Linked DNA regions of Homo sapiens: region 1 is linked to region 2. The links are chromatin loops, found by intact Hi-C in ENCODE. Cell type or tissue: Caco-2. All regions are shown on one strand. Each heading gives the region's core, and the rest is flanking DNA. Links, peaks and the distances in the headings are about the cores only. Region 1 has its middle 21 kb from the start of ARAF. Region 2 holds the start of CFP (complement factor properdin).

What was found. Hi-C counts contacts between places; a loop is a spot of excess contacts. Peaks named below come from ENCODE experiments on the same cell type or tissue, not always from the same donor. Only the 100,000 strongest peaks of a DNase experiment are listed, where the experiment ranks them.
Region 1: it touches region 2 in a loop (12-fold over the local background); 4 of 110 quality-filtered maps call a loop at or near these places.

What each region holds. Positions count from the first base shown.
Region 1 is chrX:47,534,798-47,546,584 of GRCh38, forward strand. No RefSeq gene overlaps it. Among named protein-coding and RNA genes, the nearest start is that of ARAF, 21 kb to the right of the region's middle. RefSeq lists an enhancer at 6,393-6,687. In Caco-2, for the core only: a CTCF peak has its summit at 6,449 (motif pointing right); a DNase peak (open chromatin) is centred at 6,554.
Region 2 is chrX:47,620,810-47,632,596 of GRCh38, forward strand. It overlaps CFP (complement factor properdin), which reads right to left and starts at 9,121. Exons shown (of 9, transcript NM_001145252.3): 1 at 8,960-9,121; 2 at 8,715-8,865; 3 at 7,293-7,468; 4 at 6,662-6,832; 5 at 6,332-6,523; 6 at 5,964-6,137; 7 at 5,519-5,710; 8 at 5,249-5,360; 9 at 2,473-3,631. The coding sequence starts at 9,035. The coding sequence ends at 3,466. In Caco-2, for the core only: no CTCF peak of the experiment used is centred there; a DNase peak (open chromatin) is centred at 8,492.

The DNA.
Region 1 (11,787 bases), core at 1,703-9,702, 88 kb before region 2:
ACTTCTAGGGCAGTGGAACTCTTCTGTATGATACAATAATGGTGGAAACATGCATTATACATTTGTCCAAACCAAACCCAAACCACAGTAATCAAGACAGTGTGGTATTGGAGAAGGGATAGACACATAGACCAATGGAACAGAATAGAGAACCCAGAAATAGACCCATACCAATGTGTCCAACTGATTTTTTAATTTTTATTTTTAATTAATTTATTTTTTTGTTAGACACAGGGTCTCACTCTGTCACCTAGGCTGGAGTGCAGTGGCATGATCACAACTCACTGTAGCCTTGACCTCCTGGACTCAGATGATCCTCCCACCTCATCCTCCCAAATAGCTGGGACTACAGGCGTTCAGCAGCACACCTGGCTATTTTAAAAAAATTTTTGGTAGAGATGGGGTCTTGCTATGTTGTCCAGGTTACCAACTGAGTCTCACTCTGTCGTCCAGCCTGGAGTGCAGTGACATGATCATGGCTCACTGCAGCCTCGACCTCCAGGACTCAGGTGATCCTCCCACCTCAGCCTCCCAAGTTGCTGGTACTACATGCACACACGACCGTGCCTGGCTGATTTTTGTATTTATTGTAGAGACAGGGTTTTGCCATGTTGCCCGGGCTGGGCTGCCAACCGATTCTTTACAAAGGGGCAAAAGCAGTTCAGTGGAACAAACAATGCTGGAGCCATAGGACATCCAATAGCAAAAACAAACAAACAAAAACCAAAAAAGGAACCTGGACCTAAATCACACTTAGTACAAAAATTAACTCCAAATGGATGGATCATTGACTTAAATGTGAAGTGTAAAACTATAATGCTTCTAGGGAAAAACCTAGGACTATATATTTGGGATTAAGACTAGGCAAAAAGAATTCAGAAGATAAAAACCACAATTCATAAACGGGAAATTTGATCATTAGAAACTTTTGCTCTGTGAAAAGACAAGCTATAGGCTGCGAGAAAATATTTGTAAATGACATATTCGACAAAAGGCTAGTATCTACAATATAAAAAGAACTCTCAAAACTCAACAGTAAAGAAGCAAACAATCCCTTTAGAAAATTGGCAAAAGATGCGAAGAGACATTTCACTGAATGGGATGTACAGATGGCAAATATCCACATGAAAAGATGTTCAATATCACTCGCCATTAAGAAAATGCAAATTAGGCCAAGTGTGGTGGCTCACGCCTGTAATCCCATCACTATGGGAGGCTGACGTGGGCAGATCACCTGAGCTCAGGAGTTCGAGACCAGTCTGGCCAACATAGTAAAACCCTGTATTTTTTTTCTACTAAAAATAGAAAAATTAGCCCGGCGTGGTGGTGCGCACCTGTAGTCCCAGCTACTGGGGAAGCTGGGGCAGGAGAATTGCTTGAGCCCAACAGGCAGAGGTTGTAGTGAGCCGAGATTGCACCACTGCACTCCAGCCTGGGCGACAAAGTGAGACTCCATCTCAAAAAAAAAAAAAAAAAAAGAAAGAAAGAAAGAAAGAAAAAGAAAAGAAAATACAAATTAAAACCACAATCAGCTATCAGTCATGAATATCAGAATGGCTAAAATTAAAAAAAAAAAAACAGTGACAATACGAGATGCTGGCCAGGATGCAGAGAAAACGGATCACTCATGCATGGCAGGTGGGAATGTAAAATGATCCAGACAGTCTGGTAGCTTCTTACAAACTAAACATGCAATTACCATATAACCTAGCAATTGCACTCTTGGGCAGTTATCCTAGAGAAATGAAAACCTATATTCACATAAAAACCTGTACATTAATGTTCATAGCAGCTATGTTAGAAATAATGAAAGACTGGAAACAACCCAGACATTCTTCAATAGGTGGATGGTTAAACAAACCATGGTACATCCATACTGTGGAATACTATTCAACAAGAAAAAGGAATAAGATGGGCTGGGCGCAGTGGCTCATGCCTGTTATCTCAGCACCTTGGGAGGCTGAGGTAGGTGGATCACTTGAGCCCAGGAGTTCGAGACCAGCCTGGGCAACATGGCAAAACCCCGTCTCTACAAAAAATACAAAAATTACCCTGGTGTGGTGGTTTGCACCTGTAGTCCCAGCTATCTGGGAGGTTGATTGAGGTGGGAGGATCACTTGAGCCCGGGAGGGGGAGGTTGCAGTGAGCCGTGATCGTGCCACTACACTCCAGCCTGAGTGACAGAGTGAGACCCTGTTTCAAAAAAAGAAGAAAAAAAAAGGTACAAGATGTTGATACATGCAGCAACTTGGATGAATCTCCAGGGAACTATGCTGAGTGAAAAAAGTCAAATCCAACAGTTCACATATTGTATAATTCAAGTTCTATAACAGTCGTGAAATGACAACATTCTAGAGATAGAGAACAGATTAGTGTCAGGGATTAGGAACCTGGAGGGGATACACGGCAGGCACTAGTGTAGCAGGTGTGGTTGCGAAAGGGCAGCAGGAGACATCCCGGGGTTGTGTCAATGGCCACATCCTGGTTGTGATATTGTGCTGTTATTCTGGAAGGTGTCACCATTGGAGGAAACTGGGTGAAGGGCACATAGGATCTCTCTGTATTATTCTTGCAATTGCATGGGAATTGACACTGATCTCAAAATCAAAGTTTAATTTTTAAAAATGTGCAGCTCACCTAGGATGATTGTATAACTGGTTTAGACCATGGCTACATAGAATTAACCAGAGAGTGGTGAGAACAAGGTGGGGCAGGAAGGAATCTTCTGGACACAGAAGAGAACAACAAGCAAGAACGTGGTGGTGGGAGCCACACTGCCTGGGTTAGAATCTTGGCTCTGGCCCACACTCGTGCTGTGTTCCTGGCTAAGTTACTGCCTTCCTCCAAGCCTGTCTCCTTATCTGTGAAATGTAGGTGAGTTCATATGTGGAGTCGCTTAGGGCAGCACTTGATACAGAGCTAGCACTCAAGGGTTTGTTATTCTTTCTATCATTTCACCTAGGAAGGATGTGCTCAACTGGAAATGCTAGGTGGACTTACAGTAACACCGTAAAATCCATCATGTGAATGTTTAGCTCATGAGAATTTCACTCTTCATGCTCTGGGGTAACTAACATATATTCTACATACTCACTTGTATGACTATTCAGATCTGCTGCAGTACTTCATTCTTCTCCATCGCTATCCCAATTTATGTGATGAAAAGAATATAAATTTTTTAAAATAAAAAATAACCTATAACTCATAGAATAAAATAGGGAACCATGAGTCCATACTGATATAAATAAATGAATACATTGAAAATTTGATGAGGAACAGAATGTTTACAAGATCTCAAAGTGCCTTTCCGCAAACTACTGATTTTTTAAAATAATTTAATATATTTTATTTAATCCATTATATCCAAAATGTTATCATTTCACCATGTAATCAATATAAAAAGTTGAGATAAGGCTGGGCGCAGTGGCTCACATGTGTAATCCCAGCACTTTGGGAGGCCGAGGCAGGCGGATCACCTGAGGTCAGGAGTTTGAGACTGGCCTGACCAACATGGTGAAATCCTGTCTCTACTAAAACTACAAAGAAAAACCGGCCAGGTGCTGTGGCTCATGCCTGTAATCCCAGTACTTTGGGAGGCCAAGGCGGGCGGATCATGAGGTTAAGAGATCGAGACCATCCTGGCCAACATGGTGAAACCCCGTCTCTATTAAAAGTATAAACATTAGCTGGGTGTGGTGGCGGGCACCTGTAGTCTCAGCTACTCGGGAGGCTGAGGCAGGAGAATCGCTTGAACCTGGGAGGCGGAGGTTACAGTGAGCCGAGATCACGCCATTGCACTCCAGCCTGGGCATCTTTAAAAAAAAAGTGCAAATATTTATTTTTACTTATTTACTTACAAATTTTTCTTTAGAGATGGGGTGATATAGTTTGAATATATGTCCTTGCCAAAGCTCATGTTGAATTGTAATCCTCAATGTTTGAGGTAGGGCCTGGTGGGAGGTGATTGGGTCATGGGGGCAGATCCTTCATGGCTTGGTGCTGTCCTCGCTATAGTGAGTGGGTTCACTTCACGAGATATTTGGTTGTTTAAAGTGTGTGGCACCTCCCCACCCTTTGCTCTCGCTCTGCCATGTGAGATACCTGTTCCCACTTTGGCTTCCGTCATGAGTAAAAGCTCCTTGAGGCCTCCCCAGGCTCCTTCCTGTACAGTCCTGTATAAAACTGTGAGCCAATTAAGCCTCTTTTCTTTATAAATTACCCGGTCTCAGGTATTTCTTTATAGCAATGCAAGACTGACCTAATTCACGGACAGGGTCTCCCTCTGTTGCCCAGGCTGGCGTAGTGGCTTGATCTCGGCTCATTGCAACCTCTGCCTCCCAGGTTCAAGCAGTCCTCCTACCTCAGCCTCTGGAGTAGCTGAGATTACAGGTGCTAGCCATCATGCCCAGTTAAGTGCAATATTTAAAGGGTTCTGAAAATTTTCTTCCTTTGAAAGCTTTCACTAACTGAGAACTTCAAAGTGCTATTTTCCTGAGAAATTCAAATAACTTTCAATTATTTCTAGGGTCCCCTAGCAGTTACTTGGGGAAATAAAAAAGAAAATTCAATGTCTATCTTACTCCTCATGCCAAAATAAATTTCATCTGGATAGAAGCTTTGAATGTAAAACAAAAAAAATAAATAAATAAAAAATAAAACCAATCAACAAACTTGGGAGTATTACGTTAAAACTAGGGGAAAAAAAATATATATATATATATTTGGAAACGGAGTCTCGCTCTGTCGCCCAGGCTGGAGTGCAGTGGCTCAAGCTCGGCTCACTGCAACTTTGGCCTCTTGAGTTCAAGCAATTCTCCTGCCTAAGCCTCCCAAGTAGCTGGGACTACAGGTGCCCACCACCACGCCTGACTAATTTTTTTTTTTTGTATTTTTAGTAGAGATGTGGTTTCACCATGTCGCCCAGGATGGTCTCATACTCCTGAGCTCAGGCAATCCACCTGCCTTGGCCTCCCAAAGTGCCAGGATTACAGGCATGAGCCACCACGCCCAGCCAGGGAAAATATTTTTATAATTGACAAATTAGAAGTCACGAAAAAAAAGCAATGAATTAGGCCCCCCAAAATTTTAATTCTTTGCATGTGCTTTGGAACATTTTGCTGATCTTATACCAAGATAATTTTTTTAAGGAAAATGAGATCAGTGAGTACTTACTGCTCTGCAAGCTATTTTTATTCACTTGGCAGTAAAATAATGGCATCTTTCCAAGTGAGTGCATTTGTTTTAATGGATGTATTAGTATCTCATTATATAAAAGTCTATATTTAGATATTACCCTCTTCTCTTTTGTTAATATCTTAACTAACTAGGTTATATGAGGAGCAAAGAATGAGCCTACACCCAGCACCTAAACCAATGGTTTCATGACATTCTCTGCTCCAACATGTGGCTAGAGACAAGTGATTCTGAGAAGAAAACTGCCAAATCACAGAACAAGTTTACACTACTCCAGGTGGATAGGAAGTTTAATATTTAAAAAAAAAAACAGGCTGGGTGCGGTGGCTCATGGGTGTATCCCAGCACTTTGGGAGACCAAGGACAGAAGATGACTTGAGCCCAGGAGTCTGGGACCAGCCTGGGCAACATAGGGAGATCCTCGTCTTTACAAAGATAATAAAAAATATTAGCCAGGCATGGTGGTGCACGCCTGTAGTCCCAGCTACTGGTGGGGGAGCTGAGGTGGTGGTGGGGCTGCAGTTGGTGGGGGGGATGATGAGGTGAGAGGATGGCTTGAGCCTGTGAGTTCAAGCCTGCAGTGAGCTATGATAGCGCCACTGCACTCCAGTCTAGGTGACAGAGCGAGATCTTGTCCCAAAATAATAATAATAATAATAATAAAAACAAATAAAAAACAAAAGTTCATTTAGATTTTGAAGATAATAAACGTATGAATATTTAAAATTACACAGTTTTGCTTTCCAGAGTGATGATAAAAGTGTACCATTTGAGTCACTAACTCTTTTTTTTCTTTTTAAGAGAGTCTCGCTCTGTCTAGCAGGATGCAGTGCAGTGGCACGATCTCAGCTCACTAAAACCTCCGCCTCCAGGGTTCAAGCAATTCTCTTACCTCTCAACCTCTCGAGTAGCTGGTATGACTGGTGTGCACCACCACCCACCTCAGCCTCACACAGTGCTGGGATTACAGGCGTGAGCCACTGTGCCCGGCCCATTTTAGTCATTAACTTTTAAAAATAAACTTCACACAGCAGTACATCTCAGATGTTTATAACAAAAAGGAGGGTGGATGTGTGTGTGGGGGGTGAGCTTTCTAATTTGACCACGTCAATATTGTATCTGCCAAGCAGTTTCCAACTTGTATCAAGTCAAATGAGTACTTAGTTGTTTTCTTTAGTTCTTAGAATATTTCCCCTACATTCTCCATGGCTCGGTTCTTTCCAGAAAATTCCCTGGATGGAATTTTCCACATAGCCCAGCAGAGGGCCCTGTATTCTGAGCCACAGTCAGGCATACACAGAAGACACTGCAGACACCAATCAGCAAATCAGGAACGAGAATTCCTCTCCTCCCACACTCCAGCCAAAGGGCTCTCAGGTTCCAGTTGCAGCCGGTCAGCTAACAACTGACGGTGTCTGCACTTCCTTTTAGTCTAGGCGGCGGTAGAAATGGTTTCTAAGAATACCCAGTGGCTCTGGAAAACATTTCCATCATGTGAATGAGCCTGCGCGTATTTTATATTACAGCTTTTATTCCCCTCAGATTCCTATTCTCATTTTAAAATGTATTTAAAAGATATAGAGACATATAAAGCCTTCAGAGGAAAATGCATTAAAAAGGAATATATCACAATGGTAAACCATGATTACTACTAAAGAGATTATGGCTTATTTCACTCCATTCTTTAATTTCCCAGATTTTACACCATTATCGTGTTTCTTTTATTTTGAATATTCTCTTTTCAGAAAGAGAAAATATAGTTTGAAAAAGCGGCTGGGTGTGGTGGCTCATGCCTTTAATCCCAGCACTTTGGGAGGCCAAGGTGGGTGGATTATTTGAGGTCAGGAGTTCGGGACCAGCCTGGCCAACATGGTGAAACCCTCTCTCTACAAAAATACGAAACTTAGCTGGGTGTGGTGTCGGGCGCCTGTAATCCCAGCTACTCGGGAGGCTGAGGAACGAAAATTGCTTGAACCCGGGAGGCGGTGGTTGCAGTGAGCCGAGATCGCGCCACTGCACTCCAGTCTGTCTCAAAACAAACAAACAAACAACAACAAAAAGGCAAGAGACAGGAAGTAAATATATGCCCATCAAAAAGATTAAAAACACTTGGAGCAATTTTTAAAAATCTGTATTAAAAGAATTTTTAGAACATAAGTGGGTGCTTATGTGTAAAATAATATACAAGAAAGTAATTTATTTAGCCTATATATATATAACTGATCATTTTAACCCTTGTAGCCAAAAAGTAGAAGCACCCACTTATGTGCAGAGGGTACAGATATCTTTTCCAGAAAGAAATGAAAAACACTGCACCATGAAGTGCCGTTATTTTTATCTTGATTTCAAGGAAGAGAAGACCCTGTCTGATGACTTTCTGTCATTAAAGTATATTTTGAATGAAAGGATCATTTACCCATTTATTCCACAAATATTTAGAGATTCAGATACTTTTCATACCATGAACTCCCCAACCCTCCGAAGAAAAAGGGACCTCATCTAGATCACAAGCCCCTCTTCTTAGGAAACTGGAACTGTTACTATCACTCCAACCCCAGCTGTCACTTGGCTAAGCCCCACTCATTCTTTAGTCCTCCAACTATTCTTCAGGGAGACCTCATCTCCTTGGACCTTAACTGGCCTCTGCCCTCTGGGCATTGCCTTCCTCAGTACCCGTGGATGGGCCCAGTCATCAAACCCATTGCAGACACGGAGGGCTTCTCTAAACTGTGAGTACAAGGAAGGGCCAGGAAACCCTTGAGCCAAACCTGCTGACATGGAAGTCCTATGTACATATATGTAGACATACAGAATAAGTATGTTTGTAGGCATTCTTTAGTTCCAAGATAGGGGATTTCTTCTCTTTTCCACCATATTTTGTTTTGCATTTTAAAATGCTTATTTTGTGCTGAGCGCGGTGGCTCACGCCTGTAATCCCAGCACTTTGGGAGGCTGAGGCGGGTGGATCACTTGAGGTCAGGAGTTTGAGACCAGCCTGGCCAACATGGTGAAACCCCGTCTCTACTAAAAATACAAAAATTAGCCAGGCATGGTGGCAGGTGCCTGTAGTCCCAGCTACTTGGGAGGCTGAGGCACAAGGATCTCTTAAACCCAGATGGTGGAGGTTGCAGTAAGCCAAGATCGCACCACTGCACTCCAGCCTGAGCGACAGAGCGAGACTTTGTCTCAAAAAAATAAAAATAAAATAAAATAAAATAAGGCTGGGCGCGGTGGCTCACGCCTGTAATCCCAGCACTTTGGGAGGCTGAGGTGGGTGGATCACGAGGTCAGGAGATCGAGACCACCCTGGCTAATATGGTGAAACCCCATCTCTACTAAAAATACAAAAATTAGCCAGGCGTGGTGGCGTGTGCCTGTAATCCTAGCTGCTTTGGAGGCTGAGACAGGAGAACTGCTTGAACCCAGGAGGCGGAGGTTGCGGTGAGCCAAGATTGAGCCATTGCACTCCAGCCTGGGCGACAAAGCGAGACTCTGCCTCTAAATAAATAAATAAATAATAAAATAAAATGCTTATTTTGAAATAATTTCAAACAGAAAACTTGTAAGAATAGAACAAAGAACTGTATATCCTCTATCCAGATTCCTCACTTGCTAAAATTTTACCCTGTATGCTTTTGTTTAGAGATAGTCTCCCTGTGTCATCCAGACTGGGGTGCAGGGGTGTGATCACAGCTCACCGCAGCCTCAACCTCCTGGGCTCAAGAGATCTCACCTCAGCTTCTCAAGTAGCTGGGACCGCAGGCGGGCAACCACCACACCCAGCTAATTTTTAATTTTTTTGTAGAGACGGGATCTCACTCTGTTGTGCAGGCTGGTCTTGAACTCCTGGGCTCAAGCAATCCTTCCACCTTGGCCTCCCAAATTGCTGGGATTACAGGCGTGAGCCATTGCACTTGGCTGCTAGTTTTCTCAATCAGAAGTGGTCGAGGTAACCTGTAAATAAGGATTAAAAATTTAAGATGTTCTAAAATAAAAAGAAGAAATTAGCTATTAAGCCATGAAAAGACTCAGGTGATATTTAAATGAATATTGTTAAGTGAAAGAAGCCAGTTTAAAAGGTTACATACTGTGATTCCAAGTATATGACATTTCTGGAAAAGGTGAAACTGATGAGGGAATAAAAGATCAGTGGTTGGCTGGGCATGATGGCTCATGCCTGTAATCCCAGCATTTTGGGAGGCTGAGGCGGAAGGATCACTTGAGGCCAAGACTTCAAGACCAGCCTGGGCAACATAGTGAGACTCCATCTCTATAATAAATAAATAATTGGTGGTTGCTTGGGGTTCCAGGGAAGGGATGGAAATTTTTAGTTTTATTAATAATTTGTAAATATTAATATATGTGGTGTGTGGCTTCTATTTGGATTCTTACTTTAGGACCTGTGAGGGGTGGGCTTAGAATATTGCATAGATGGGCCGGGCGCTGTGGTTCACGCCTGTAATTCCACCACTTTGGGAGGCCGAGGTGGACGGATCATGAGGTCAGGAGTTCAAGACCAGCCTGGCCAACATAGTGAAATCCCATCTCTACAAATACAAAATAATACAAATACAAAAACACAAAAAAATTAGCCGGGCATGGTGGTGGGCGCCTGTAGTCCCAGCTACTGGGGAGGCTGAGGCAGGAGAATCGCTTGAACCCAGGAGGCGGAGGTTGTGGTGAGCCAAGATCACGCTACTGCACTCCAGCCTGGGCGACAGAGCGAGACTCTGTCTCAAAAAAAAGAACACTGTATAGATGTTCTTCTTAAAGAAAAGCAAATTTGGAAGAACTTGTTCCACCAGATGTCAGAGCACATATAACTTAGCACAGCATGGTACTGCTGCAGGGATAGACAAGCAGATAAATGAAGGTGGATGGAAAGCACAGCAGCATGCCCAGCATGGACCCTTGGTCTATGATCAAGGTGTTATTACAGATCAATGGGGAAGGGCAGACCTTTCAAAACAGTGGTTCTGAGCTGGGTGAGGTGGCTTATGCCTGGAATCCCAGTGCTTTGGGAGGCTGGGGCGGGAGGATTGTTTGAGGCCAGGAGCTCAAGACCAGCCTTGGCAACATGGTGAAACCCTGTCTCTACAAACAATAAGAAAATTACCTGGATGTGGTGGCGTGTACCTGTAGTCCCAGCTACTCAGGATGCTGAGGTGGGAGGGTCACTTGAGCCCAGTTGTTCAAGGTTATAGTGAGCTATGACTGCACTACTGCACTCCAGCCTGGGTGACAGAGTGAGACCCTGTCTAAAAAAAAAAAAAAAATCTGAGCCCAATTGCATATCTATAGGGAAAAATAAATAAATAAAATTGGTTCCCTATTGCACACTATCCACCAAACATCAACTCACAGGATATTATAGATCTGAACATGAAAGGCAGAACTAGGCCCAGTATGGTGGCTCATGCCTGTAATCCCAGCACTTAGGGAGGCTGAGATGGGGGGATCACTTGAGCTCAGGAGTTCAAGACCAGCCTGGGCAACATAGTGAGACCTCATCTCAACTGAAAATTTAAAAATCAGTTGGGCCTAGTGGCATGCACCTGTAGTCCCAGCTACTCGGGAGGCTGAGGCACCAGAATCACTTGAACCTGTAAGGCAGAGGTTGCAGTGAACCATGGCTGCGCCACTGCACTCCAACCTGGATGACAGAGTGAGACAGTGTCTCAGAAAAAAAAAAAAAAAAGAGAAAGAAAGAAAGGCAGAACTAACTGTAAAGCCTTTAGTAAATAATGGAGTTTTGTAAATCAATATAAAAAGAAGAAACACAATGGAAAAGAATAACTATCAGCAACTCACAGTGAAGGAAGTTCAGATGACATCTAAACATGTGAAAAAGGGCTCTGTCTCACTAGAAACAAGGAAATTGCACATTAAAACCACAATAAGATTGTCAAACATGGCCAGGCGCGGTGGCTCACGCCCATAATCCTAGCACTTTGGGAGGCCGAGGCTGGCGGATCACGATGTCAGGAGATTGAGACCATCCTGGCCAACATGGTAAAACCCCGTCTCTACTAAAAATACAAAAATTAGCTGGGCGTGGTGGTAGGCGCCTGTAATCCCAGCTACTCGGGAGGCTGAGGCGGGAGAATAGCTTGAACCAGGGAGTCAGAGGTTGCAGTGAGCCAAGATCGCACCACTGCACTCTAGCTTGGTGACAGAGCCAGACTCCATCTCAAAAAAAAAAAAGATTGTCAAACATGTAAAAGTCTGATGGAACTGTCAATAGGTGTATTGTCATTGGAAATAGCTTGGCGATATCTATTAACTTTAAGGATACACACTCTCTATCAGCCAGAGATGCAAACACATGTCCACAGAGCCTAAGGAGGCATCTCTTTACTATGTGGGTCATGCCAGTGCAGGATTTCTCTAAATATTTTAGTTGGTGCACAGATCTTAAACCCCAGTGATTTGACCCGTGGGAGCCCATTTCTAACATCCACAAGCTAATAACAAACACTAATGTTGCAAATGAAAAGACATTTAAAATGCTCATTTTACAAATTATCAAAGCCTCCAGTGTTGCATGGTAGATAAACAACTATTAGTAGCCTTCCACAGTGACACCTTTCTTTT
Region 2 (11,787 bases), core at 3,640-11,639:
TGGAGAAACCTAGATCTGCAACACAGACATTCTCTGCAGCCCTAGCCCTGGTGCGTGTCCACCCCCACACCAGAACACACTTGGTATATACGCCACCATCCCTTTGCTCTGGACACCGCCAAAACTCACGATAACTACCTGATGTCATCAGTGCCCATGGCTGTCTCCCCCTGCACCCAAGAACTTTCCACAGAGGCAGGCCCATCCCATGGTGCACACACAGTAGGTACCAAATAATGTTTGCATATGAGCAAATGAGGTAGTCCAAGCAGAGGTGGGATATGGGAACCTGTCAAATCTTTATGATTCTGACTACAATAAAAGCACTAATTCATAATCATTTGTTCACTGATTGTACCCAACTCTTAACTAAGCTGTTTACATGCATCATTTCATCCAACCCTCACAACAATCCAGTGGGGTGGATAATATAATGTCTATTTTACAGATGAGGGAATACAAGAACTCCAGTTAATTCCCAAAGGGTCATGTTCACTTTATGATCAACACATTTTTTTAAGAATGTGCCAGGAAGAGGAAACATCCAGTGCCAATGTGGCTGGAACAAGCTGAAGGGGGTTGTGGTAGCAGGGGCCAGATTGGGTAGGACCTTGACCATAGTGAGCAGTGATGGTGGACTAGGAGAGGTGGCAGAAGATAGGCAAGAAGTAAGTAGATATGGAGTCTCTTTTGCCTGCAGAATTTTCAGGTGACTCATCCACTTATTCATTTGTTCATCCTTTATTCATTAAATCATTGGCTGGTTTAAACAAGGCAGTAATAGTGTGGGGTCTGGAGACACAGTGCCTGGGTTCAAGTGGGGCCTCCACCATACACTTGGGAAAGTGACTTAATCTTTCTGAGATTTGGTTTCCTCATCTGTAAAAAGGATACATCTCTAACCCACCTCTAAGGAGAGGGGTAGGAAGGGGGCAACCTCTGTACCTTTGCATGTGTTGTAACTTCTGCCAGGAATGTCCTCTCCTTCTCTCTCGAGGGCTGCCTTTGGCCACTGTCTGCAGGAACCCCTCACCCCCAGGTCTCAGATTCTATCCCCTCCTCCCCTAGGCTTCCACAGTACCCAAGTCAAACACTTCCCAAACCATCCTCTACTCCCTCCTCCAACCCAGCCAGCTTCAGTCCCACCTCCAGGCCTTTGATTTGGCCACTCTTTTCTCCTCCCTTCAGGATTCCTTCTCTGGCATTCCAAATCCTAGTGTTACCCAGATGGGGATCTCCCCGCAAATCAGATATTTTCCAATGTCTTGAAGTATGTGCTCCCTGGTTTTTTGCCCAGTAACGGAAGCAAACAAGCTGTGCAGGGCGCGGTGCCCTCTTTGGGGACAGGAACAGCTGCAGGTCTACAGATCTTTCTGACTCCTTTAGGTCTGAATTCAGGTTCCTCGGGAATCTATCTCCAGGCTGCGCCTCTTCCTGGGGTCCCCATTCCTAGGTTCCTAGTACTTGTGGCCCCAGCACCATTTCATTTTTCCACGTGGCTCAATTTCCAGAAATTAATTTTTTGTAGATTGTTTTGTAGAGGAATGAGGATTCACCTCAGGAGTGCCTCAATTCACTAAGGCAAAGGTTAGGCTCCCCCAAACTGTCTCCATCTTGTTCAGCAGGAATAGGCGTACAAAAGGGGCCCCAATAATGATTTTGCTGTACATTGGTGAGCAACGACTCTCAAACACACACCCCTGACATATGTTCACATTCAGTATTGTACCCATGTTTGTGACTCACACATACATGTCCATGGCACCTTAATGTGTATGTGCACACACGGGACTCCTGCATTGTTATGGCATACATACATTTGTAACCTCACACACATGCCACATATCAATACATCCTTAATTCTTGCACAGGCCCAAAGGTCTGCATCTCTCTCTCACACACACACAGCTGAATTCCCACTTTCTTGTAAACGTATACCTCTCTCATACCCTGTAGTAGCAACCAGAACCCCTCACTTTGGCTCAGTCTTCCCAAGATGACCAAGTAAGTACTCATCAACTTCATCTTCACTTCAACTCATTGACTGGTCCACTTGAATAAGGGGAAAACGAACCAGAGAAGTCAAGTAAGTGTACCAATATACTCTGGGTGTGCATGTCACAAACCTCCTACCCGAACCTTCCCACACAGACGGGTCCCCTCCACCCACAGCACTCTTGACATTTAAGACCTCATCACAATCCATGATGCTTCAAAAATGTCCAGCCTACTACCTTTCTGTGCGTGTTTCCTTTGTAAAATGGGGATAATAATACTTACCCACATGGGTTTGCTGTGGACGAAATGAGTTCATGCTATGGAAAGCCTTAAGACACTACTAAGCACACAGTAAGTACTTTCTAAGTAGTAGCTATTACCATGATTATTATGATTCTTATGATGCGTCTCTTCACAAGGGGCCCGGCATTCAGTAAGTGGTAAATGAATGAGCAAATGCTAAAAGCACTGGTGTCTGGCTTTGTTCCCTTTACTGCGGAGACACGTAACGCTCTGATTCCTCTTCTTCTCTATTCTCCGTGATGTCCAGCACTATTGTTAGTATACAGTAGGCGTTAAGTGTTGAATAGATGTTCACACGAAAGGAATACCTTCTGAGTCTGTTCCCTCACTCAGATGTCCTCTTTCTACCAGCCCTCCTCCACCCTAGATGCTCAGACTCAGCTTTAGCATACAGCAGGCGCTAATAAGTGTTGAATGAATGAACAAATTACCAGAGGAAAGTGTCTGGATTTGTCTTGGGGGCTCCTCCGGGCGGATACTGACTCTAGCTTCTTTGCCCCTCCTCAGCTCAGAGCGCAACACAGGCACTTCCTCGGCCCGCCCCCCGCCTCGCCGAGCTATTTGTCGCTGGTAATTGTGGCATTGGAGCTGGGCTGTCGGGAGTGGGTGGGTGCAGGTGCTCGGGCGGCAGGGTGCCAGCCTCGGCCACGCCTCTGCCGTTCATCCTCGACTGACGCGGAGTCGGAGTCGGCCGGCAGAGGCTCCTCCAGGGTTCCGGCTGGTGGGAATCTAGGGAGGTCCAGGAGACGGGGAGACAACGAACAAGCACGCCGGCCAATCAAGAAGTGCCTGCCAGGACAAGTAGCCAATCAGGAAACCCGTAACGCGGAGCTCTGCAGAGGAACGTGCCGGGCGGCCCTGAGGCTCTAAGGGGGCTGCGCAGGGCCCAGACATTGGGGTTATGGCAGCGGCGGGGAGAGGCTGGGACTGCACACTCGCTTTCACTCCTGCCAACCTGCGACCACAGTGGAAAATACTGTTTTCCGCAACAGGCTGCTGTGTCTTGGCCCGTGCTGTGCTGTTTGCCCTATGAGATGCTATCACCCTACTTTTGGGGAAGGGGATAGGTTGTTTTTCCTCCTTTAAGGAATCGTAGACGAACTCGAAGAGGCTAGTTTATTGAGGTTTGGAAGGTCAGGGGGCTCAGAGTGGAGGAGAGAAGTGTTAGAGTTCCTCTTCCTCAGGGTCTTTGCAAGCAGGCACGTGTAGACATGGTCGTTTCTCCTCCACCACCAGCTTCTGCCCTTGTAGCTCCTCACACCGTGGCAGCGGTCTCCCCCAGAAGGTCACGTTCTTCTCGCCCTGACCTTCGACCATGGAAACGGTGGGCCTGAGGCATTAGGGGTGGGGAGGAACGGAAGGGAGAATCTCAGGGAAGGCAAGAATGCATTCAATTCTTATTGAGTGCCTGCTATATGCCGAGGGCTACTTTTTTTTTTTTTTTTTTTCCTTTTTTTTTTTTGAGGCAGGGTCTCACTCTGTTGCCCAGGCTGCAGTGCAGTGGCACAATCATAGCTCACTGCAGCCTCAATCTCCTGGGCTCAAGTGATGCTCCTGCCTCAGCCTCCCAAAGTGTTGCTGGGATTACAGGCGTGAGCCACTGTGCCTGGCCTCCCAACACTACTTTTTAGCTATAGGATATTGGGCAATTTCTTTAGCTTCTCTGTGCCTCGGTTTCCCTCATCTGCAAAATGAGAATGGTAGGAATAGTAATATTAATACTCACCTCACGGGGTTGAATGAGGATAAATGAGTTAATTCAGGTAAAGTGCTCAGAGCAGTGCCTGGCACACAGCAAGTGCTCAATAAATGCTGGTGAATGTTACTTGTTGGCATGAGCTACTTTCTTTTACCTCCGAAATATATACCCTTTATATCTCTTTCCACTGCCTCCAGGAAAAAACCCAATGCCTTGTCCTGACATTCAAGGCCTTATTGTTGGGCCCAAATCCCTGCCCCAAGCCAATCTCTCTCTCTGTCTCCTCCACTTTATTCAAGCTCAGTCCCTGTCCAGAAAGGTCTTTACCTGGGTTATTTGTCCCACTAGGAAAGCCCTCCATTCACTCCCATCCCAGTTCTCTCAATTGCTTCTTCCTCCACTCAGTCTCTCGCTCACTCAAGTCCTTTGTGCCTCCATTCAACACCTCTAATCTTCAGGCCCCACTCTAACCCCCTCAGCCGGGAGATCCCTTCCCAGATGGCAGCCCTTCCACGAGCTGGGAATAGTTCACTTAATCTAGTAGCTTGATGTATGTGGAAGGAAGAAAAGGGATGAACATTTTAACCCTCTCTAACACCTGGGCCCCTCTGGCACCTGGAAACACTTATAGCGGCTAATCACCTAGCTCCAAGGCTCCGTTCACAGTCTTGATGCCAGGAATGCCTTTCCCAACCCCTACCTGCCCTGGGAGGCCCAGTCAGCTTCCTGGACCTAGGTTGAGGTGGCAGCACCTGTTGCATGCACCAGCTGTTCCTCATATGCCTCCTGTCAGGGGCTTGCTCAGCTGGGTCCCTTGGAGGATCCACAGGATCTGGGCTGTGTGTATCTGCAACTGTTGCTGAAAAAGCCTTGGAGTGCCTTGGCTCAGTGAGATGCTGACAAAGTGGATGGAGGCATGAGTGACTGTGGGAGGCAGGCAGTGAATGGAGGCCTGAGTGATGGCAGCTAAAAGCATGGGTAACTGAAGGTCGGAGTCAATGACACATGAAGGACTAAGTGGATGAGTGACTGAACAGGTGACTGAGGGGCACAGAGGCTACGAATTATCCTCCAAGAACTTCTTTCTCATCTTCTTAGTTTCTCCCCACTTCCTGCAGCTGGGAGGTGGCACTCGGCAAGGCAGATACCTTAGATTCAGCAGTGGAAACCCTGGTTTCCTGGGGTAGCCGACTCTCCCGCCTGTAATATAATGACCCCCTCCCAGGCATACTTTGCCCTCTCACTCACGGGTACTTGGGGAGCAAGGGTGTGCAGAGGCGCTGGCGGGCACGGGTAGGATTAGGTCCACAGGGGGGCATGCACAGCCCCCAGGTACTCCACTCTGACCATGATCCTTTCACTGCAATGAGGGGTAGGGGTCACAGAGTCAGAACTGGAGGTCTTGGTGGGAAAGTGAGAGGGAGGCTGCAGAGACGTGAGGTCCACAGCAGAGAGTTGGAAACCCCTTATCCTGCATGGGCCACCCCACCCTCAGAGCACAGTCTGTGGGACACTCACAGGGGCAGTGCTGGATGCTGTAGCAGTGCCGGATATCCTGCTGTTGCCCGGCACATCGATGTCCGTCAAACTTGCGGCCCCTGCAGGTCCTCCCGCGTGACTGCTGGCCCGGGATTTCTTGACAGCTGATGGACTTCATGTTCCGTCGGATACAGGGGCTCCACTCCCCCCACGAGTCCCACTCCCCATCCACTGCAGAGACAGGGCAACAGGGGATTGGACCAAAGCAGGGAATCAGCAAGGGGGTTCAGAGGAAGGAATGAGGGCGGTAGGAGGGAGTAGAGGTGATCAGATGTGTGAATGGGGGACCAGGGGTGGAAACAAGGTATCAGGGCCAGGAAAGGAGGAATCAGAGACAGGAACAAGGCCTCAGCAGCAGGAGCTGGGCAGCAGAGAAGGGCAAGGGGGACTTAGGCATGCAAATCGTGAACCCTGAGATGCTGACCAGGGCAGGGCACAGCTGTGTTGCAGATGTGGGTCCGGGTGGCATCGCCAGCACAGAAGGGGCCCCCATGCTGGGGCACAGGGTGATTGCACGTCCGTTGTTCCATGGTCTGGCCCAGGCCACAGGTCACAGGGCAGGGGCTCACAGGGCCCCAAGGCCCCCAGCCCCCAGCCACTGTTGGAGGAGGAAAGGGAGTGAGGAGAAAGGCCTCCTCAATCCTTCCTCTCAGCCCCTAGACCCTTGAAGCAGACTGTCCCCAAATGAAGGGCTGCATGGTCACATGGCCTAGGAACTCTAGAAATGGCAGAGCATCTCTGCCCTCAATCAAGAGCCCCACCAGCAACATCAGCAGCCTCATCCTGGTGTACCTGGGCAGGGTGGCAGGCCGGTGCACCTCCGCTGCTCGTAGGCTAGCCCCGGGCAGGGCTTCCCAGGAGGTTTCTGGGAGGGCTCAGGTGCAGAACACTTGCGGCTTCGTGTCTCCTTAGGTTCGTGGGGTCCACCGTGGCAGGAGGCTGAGCAGGGGGTCCAGGGGCCCCAGGTGGCCCAGGCCCCGTGTGCTGTGGTGGGGTGGGAGGTGGAGGGATGCAGGTGTGGTCATGCATGCTAAAGTCCTCTCAGCCTGGCAGTTCCCTGCTGTAACCCCGCAGACCCACGCTGGGTGCACCCATCAGCATCCTGTGGCTTCCCTCACTCACTGGGGCAGACCTGCTGGGTGTCACAGGCCTCTGATTCCTGTGCCTGTCCTGGGCAGTGGCCCCCACACTTGGGAGCAGGGTGATTACAGGCTCGCCTGCGGGTCCGGGTCCCTTTGGAGCAGGTGACAGAGCAAGGCTCCCAGGGCCCCCAGCCAGACCAGCCGCCCATCTCTGTGGGAGAGAAGAGAGGGTAATGGGATGGAGGTGGGGTGTCATTCAGGGCTCTTTGCTTCCTTGAGTGCCCCACATGAGCTAATCCTGTCCTTATATCCTCTGCCACCATTCTGGGCCCACCATCCCCGCTCACCGGGCCTGCCGCAGCAACCTTCACATGGGTGCCTCCGCTTCCCCTCTCACCCTCACCGTGCACAGTCTGTTCTCCTCCCAACCCCAGTCAGATCACGTTCCTCCTCTGCCCACAGTCCAAATTACTCAGATGAAAAGCCAACGTCCTCTCTGTGGCCCCCAGGCAATGGACCCTCCTCACCTCTCTGACCTCACCTCCCACCACTCTCCTCCTTAGGTCCTTACAAACACTGGGGACGGGCCCACTCTGAGGACCTCTGTACCGATCGTTCCCACCAGTGCTGGGTGACAGGGAGTGCTTGCCCGCCTTGCTCATCCTCCTCACCAGGACAGCACTGCTGGTCCTCACAGGCCTGGAGCTGCCACTCCAGGGTCCCAGGTGCCACCTTTCCAGAGCACTGCCCATTCCAGCCCACACAGCGCCGGTACCGCAGCTGGGAGCCCTCAGAGCACGTCACCGAACAGGGGGCCCATGTGGACCACAGGGACCATCGTGGGGACCTGTGGAGAAGAGCACACACATCCCATCCTGGCATGAGCTAACAAGAATGGCATGTGGGACTCCAGAGTGTGGGCAGACACGAAGGGTTGCTAGGCAAGTGCGTGTGCGATGGATTGATAAGTCCTTACCTTTTAGGGATATTGGGATACTGATGGGAAGCAGTGGATATACAATAAGTGCTTGATAATGTCATTTACCTTCACAATCAGGCATCTGGAGTTACCATTGGAAGGCTGCATGGCCAACACCAGGTCCGCAGTAAGCAAAGGTAAGGACTAGAAACCAAGGGCTGCTGTCAGAAACCCACCAGATCACCACACTACACGGTAGTAGGTAAATAGAAAGTGCTTAATAAACCTGAGCCATCATCCCTATGACCTCAGAGGCCTCCTCAGAAATAACCCCAGATCTATCCCCAACCCACTGCATAGCCCTAGGTATGCTGTTCATGCCAAATAGATGTGATGAACTGTTGACATGACTTGGGGCCCAGAGCTGCCCTCAAAAATCCCCAAGCTCCCCATGCCCACGGTGTATCTGGGATATATAGTAAACAAGTAGAAAACAGGTCTGGCATACGGTAAGGGCTCAATCCATGCAAGCTGGAAATCATGATCAGGAGACTAGAGCTACCCTCAGAAATCCTCAAGCTCATCTCCCAACCCTGCCATGCAGCTGGTATACAGGGAGTGCTCAATGAATGTGAAGTGTCATCATAATTAGGGGCCTAGAGCTGCCCTTTGAATTCCCCAAACTTTCCCGCCCCCACAGTGTGTCCATATACAGTAAGCACTCAATAAACATGAGCTGTCATCAAAATTAGGGAAATACCAAGCTGCACCCCACCTGCAATGCTTCCAGTGTGCAGGAGGTGCTCAATATGTGTGAGCTATGTCAGTGGTTCTCAATCAGGGGTGATTTTGACCCCCAGGGGACATTTGGCAATGTCTGCTGACATGTTTGGTTGTCACAGCTGGTGGGGAGAATTGCTACTGGCATCTAGTGGAAGGCTAGGGGTGTTACAAAACATCCCACAATACACAGGTAAGCAATCCCCTCCCCCAGCCAAGAATTTCCAGCCCCAAATGTCAATAGTAACAAGGTTGAGAAACCCTGAGGTATGGTCACGATCAGGGCCTCAGGGCCACCCTTGGAAGTCCCAGAGAAAGAAAGTGCCCAGTTTTGGGTGACCCCCACAGACAGTCCTTCCCTCCCCCCCATCCCCCACCCCAGGCTCCCCCTAACCTGCAAGGCTGACAGAGCCCACCACTACGTTTCTGGTAGGCAAAGGCAGTGTTGAGACAGCAGTCTTCCACGCTGACACCACCCCCCAGGAGGCCCTTGCACTTGCCGGAGGATTCTTCATACTGGGTGAAGCAGAGCACGGGGTCTGAGCCTGTAACAGGGCCAGGGGATGGGTGGGTGGGGCTCGGTCAGGGATGTGGTGGGCCTGGACACCCCTGGGGCCAGCTGGGCCCTCACCCCCTCACCTGTGGCTGGCAGGGTGAGCAGCAGGAGCAGCGGCGGCAGCAACAATCGAGGGGCCTGCGCTCCCTCTGTGATCATGTTGAGTACTGCCCCCTGCACCTCTACCAGAGAGGAGGTCCCGCTTTATCTGGGTTGATAGGCTCCTGGAATCAGCAGGGAAAGAGGAACCTAGAGGCAGGAGGAACTGGGAGGGCATCCTGCTTTGACCCCACCCTGTCCCCTCTGCCTCCTTCTCTACTCTCCCCTCCCCATTTCCTGTCTTACTCTTGGTCTTGTTCTGTTTGTTACTATATCCCCAGCACCTCGCGCTCCTCCCAGCAACCTCACAGTGTTCAATAGAAGCTCCTAGGACAAATTCTCACCCAGAGGAAATGGAGCATAGGAGCGTGCAGCAACTTCCTAGCCGTGTGACCTTGGGTGAGTCACTTAACACCCCTGAGCCTCAGTTTCCCTATGTGGAAAATGCATAATCTCTAACATAATGACGGGGTCAACCTCGTGGGGGTGTTGAACCAGGGTGAAGTGAGTGTGCGGTGCTCAGTATGTTCCTGCTCGTGGGGGTGGAGGGAGCATCGAGTCAGTTGCTCCACCTTCCACCCTCCCTTAACCTCGGCCCTCCTTTCCTGAGAGGTTCCCTGTGGTCAGCTTGTGGTCGGGGAGGTCAGCACAAGGGAAGTGAGAAAGGGAAGTGGCAGGAGCCTGGGGAGGGATTCAGGAGGGGAATGGGGTCTATCCATTGTTCCATGGGCCCAGCTGGGGACAACACCAGGGTCTGGGGTGATTAGGAGGGAATAAGCTGGGCCATATTCCATCAGAGAACCCTCAGGCAGATAACACCCCCCTTCTGGAGCCTGTTTCCCCTCTGTAAAATGTGCTCACAGACAGCACCTACAACATAGGTAGGGTGTGTTGCAAAGATTGCGAGTTAAGCTTTTGTTTGTTTTGTCGAGATGGAGTCTCACTCCGTCGCCCAGGCTGGCGTGCAGTGTCACGATCTCGGCTCACTGCAACCTCTGCCTCCCGATTTCAACCAATTCTCCTGCCTCAGCCTCCTGAGTAGCTGGGATTACAGCCGTGTACCACCATGTCCAGCTAATTTTTGTATTTTTAGTGGAGACAGGGTTTCACCATGTTGGCCAGGCTGGTCTCGAACTCCTGACCTCAGGTTATCCACCTGCCTTGGCCTCCCAAAGTGCTAGGATTACAGGCGTGAGTCACCGTGCCCGGCCAGGAGTTAAGCTTTTGGAAAGTCTTTAGAACAGTGCCTGGCATATAGTAGGTGCTCTGTGTTTGATAAATTTATTCAACATTTATTGAGCACCTACTGGATGCCAGATGCGGTTCTTAGCATTAGAGCAGAGAATAGGACAGACAAAAATCCTGGCCCTCGAGAAGATGGATAACAAATGTTGCCCCTCCTCACAGAGGCCTTCCCCATACCCTTGTCTGGCATCCCTGTCACTCTCTAGCCCAGTAGCTTCCAAACCTGTTTTTTTGTTTGTTTTGTTTTAAAGAGACAGAGTCTTGCTGTCACCTGGGCTGGAGTGCAGTGGTCTGATCATAGCTCATTGCAGCCTCAAACTCCTGGGCTCAAGTGATTTTCCCACCTTAGCGTCCCCAAGTAGCTGGGACTACAGGCACACACCACCACACAACTAATGTTTTTATTTTCTGTATAGATGGGGTCTCGTTGTGTTGCCCAGGCTGGTCTCAAACTCCTGGCTTCAATATTTTCTCCCAACCTCAGCCTCCCAAAGTGCTGGGATTACAGGCATGAGCCATCACACCAGCCCTTCTTTTTTTTTTATTTTTTTATTTTTTTTTTATAAACCCTAATGAAACTCCAGGGCCCACTTTAAAATTTTTATTTTGCTTTTAATTAACAAAAAGAAGCACAAGAAAGATAGGAAGGCAATGCCTAATTTCCTCTGCTCTCAGGGAGGCAGAGGAATTCTGCAAATTCAAATGTAATAATTTGGTCAGCTGTTAAAACAGAAGTTCTTCAGGAACACTTGTTTTATGGGCAGTAAAGTATGTGTTAATATCTGTATCCATTACAGACATACTCTGTTCTCTGATAACATAAGGCTATCCTTGAAAATGTGCTTTGAACAAAGGAGTCTTATTAAGATTCTACGACTTCAAGACAATCATTGCTGTGTTATCCTGTGAAAACACTCTCCAAGAGACCTGAAACTGGCCAGGCATGGTGGCTCACGCCTGTAATCCCAACACTTTGGGAGATTGAGGCAGGTGGATCACCTGACGTCAGGAGTTCGAGACCAGCCTGGTCAACATGGTGAAACGCCGTCTCTACTAAAAATACAAAAATTAGCCAGGCGTGGTGGCGGATGCCTGTAATCCCAGCTACTTGGGAGGCTGAGGCAGGAGAATCGCTTGAACTCGGGAGGCAGAGGCTCTAGTGAGCTGAGATCGTGCCACTGCACTCCAGCCTGGGCGACAGAGTGAGACTCTGTCCCAAAAAAAAAAAAAAAAAAAAAGAAAGAAACCTGAAATTCTGGCTGGCTTCTTTATTTAACCACCTGTTGCCCTGGTAATAATATTAACAATATTTCCTTTGTTTCTAAACTGTATAAATACTCATAGGATTCCCTGTGGAAGAGGACTGTCAGCACTCTATCTTTTCCCACACGTTTAGGCAATAAAATGACTGCAGATTCCTTAAACAAAGAGTGAGAGTCTTGTCTTATTTAATTATTACATCCCTACCTGCTACTATGTATTTGCCTGCTTCTTGTTATTCTCACTCCCTAAATATCAGTTCCACAAGGGCAGGGATTTTTGTCTGGCTTGTTAACTGCTGGGTCTG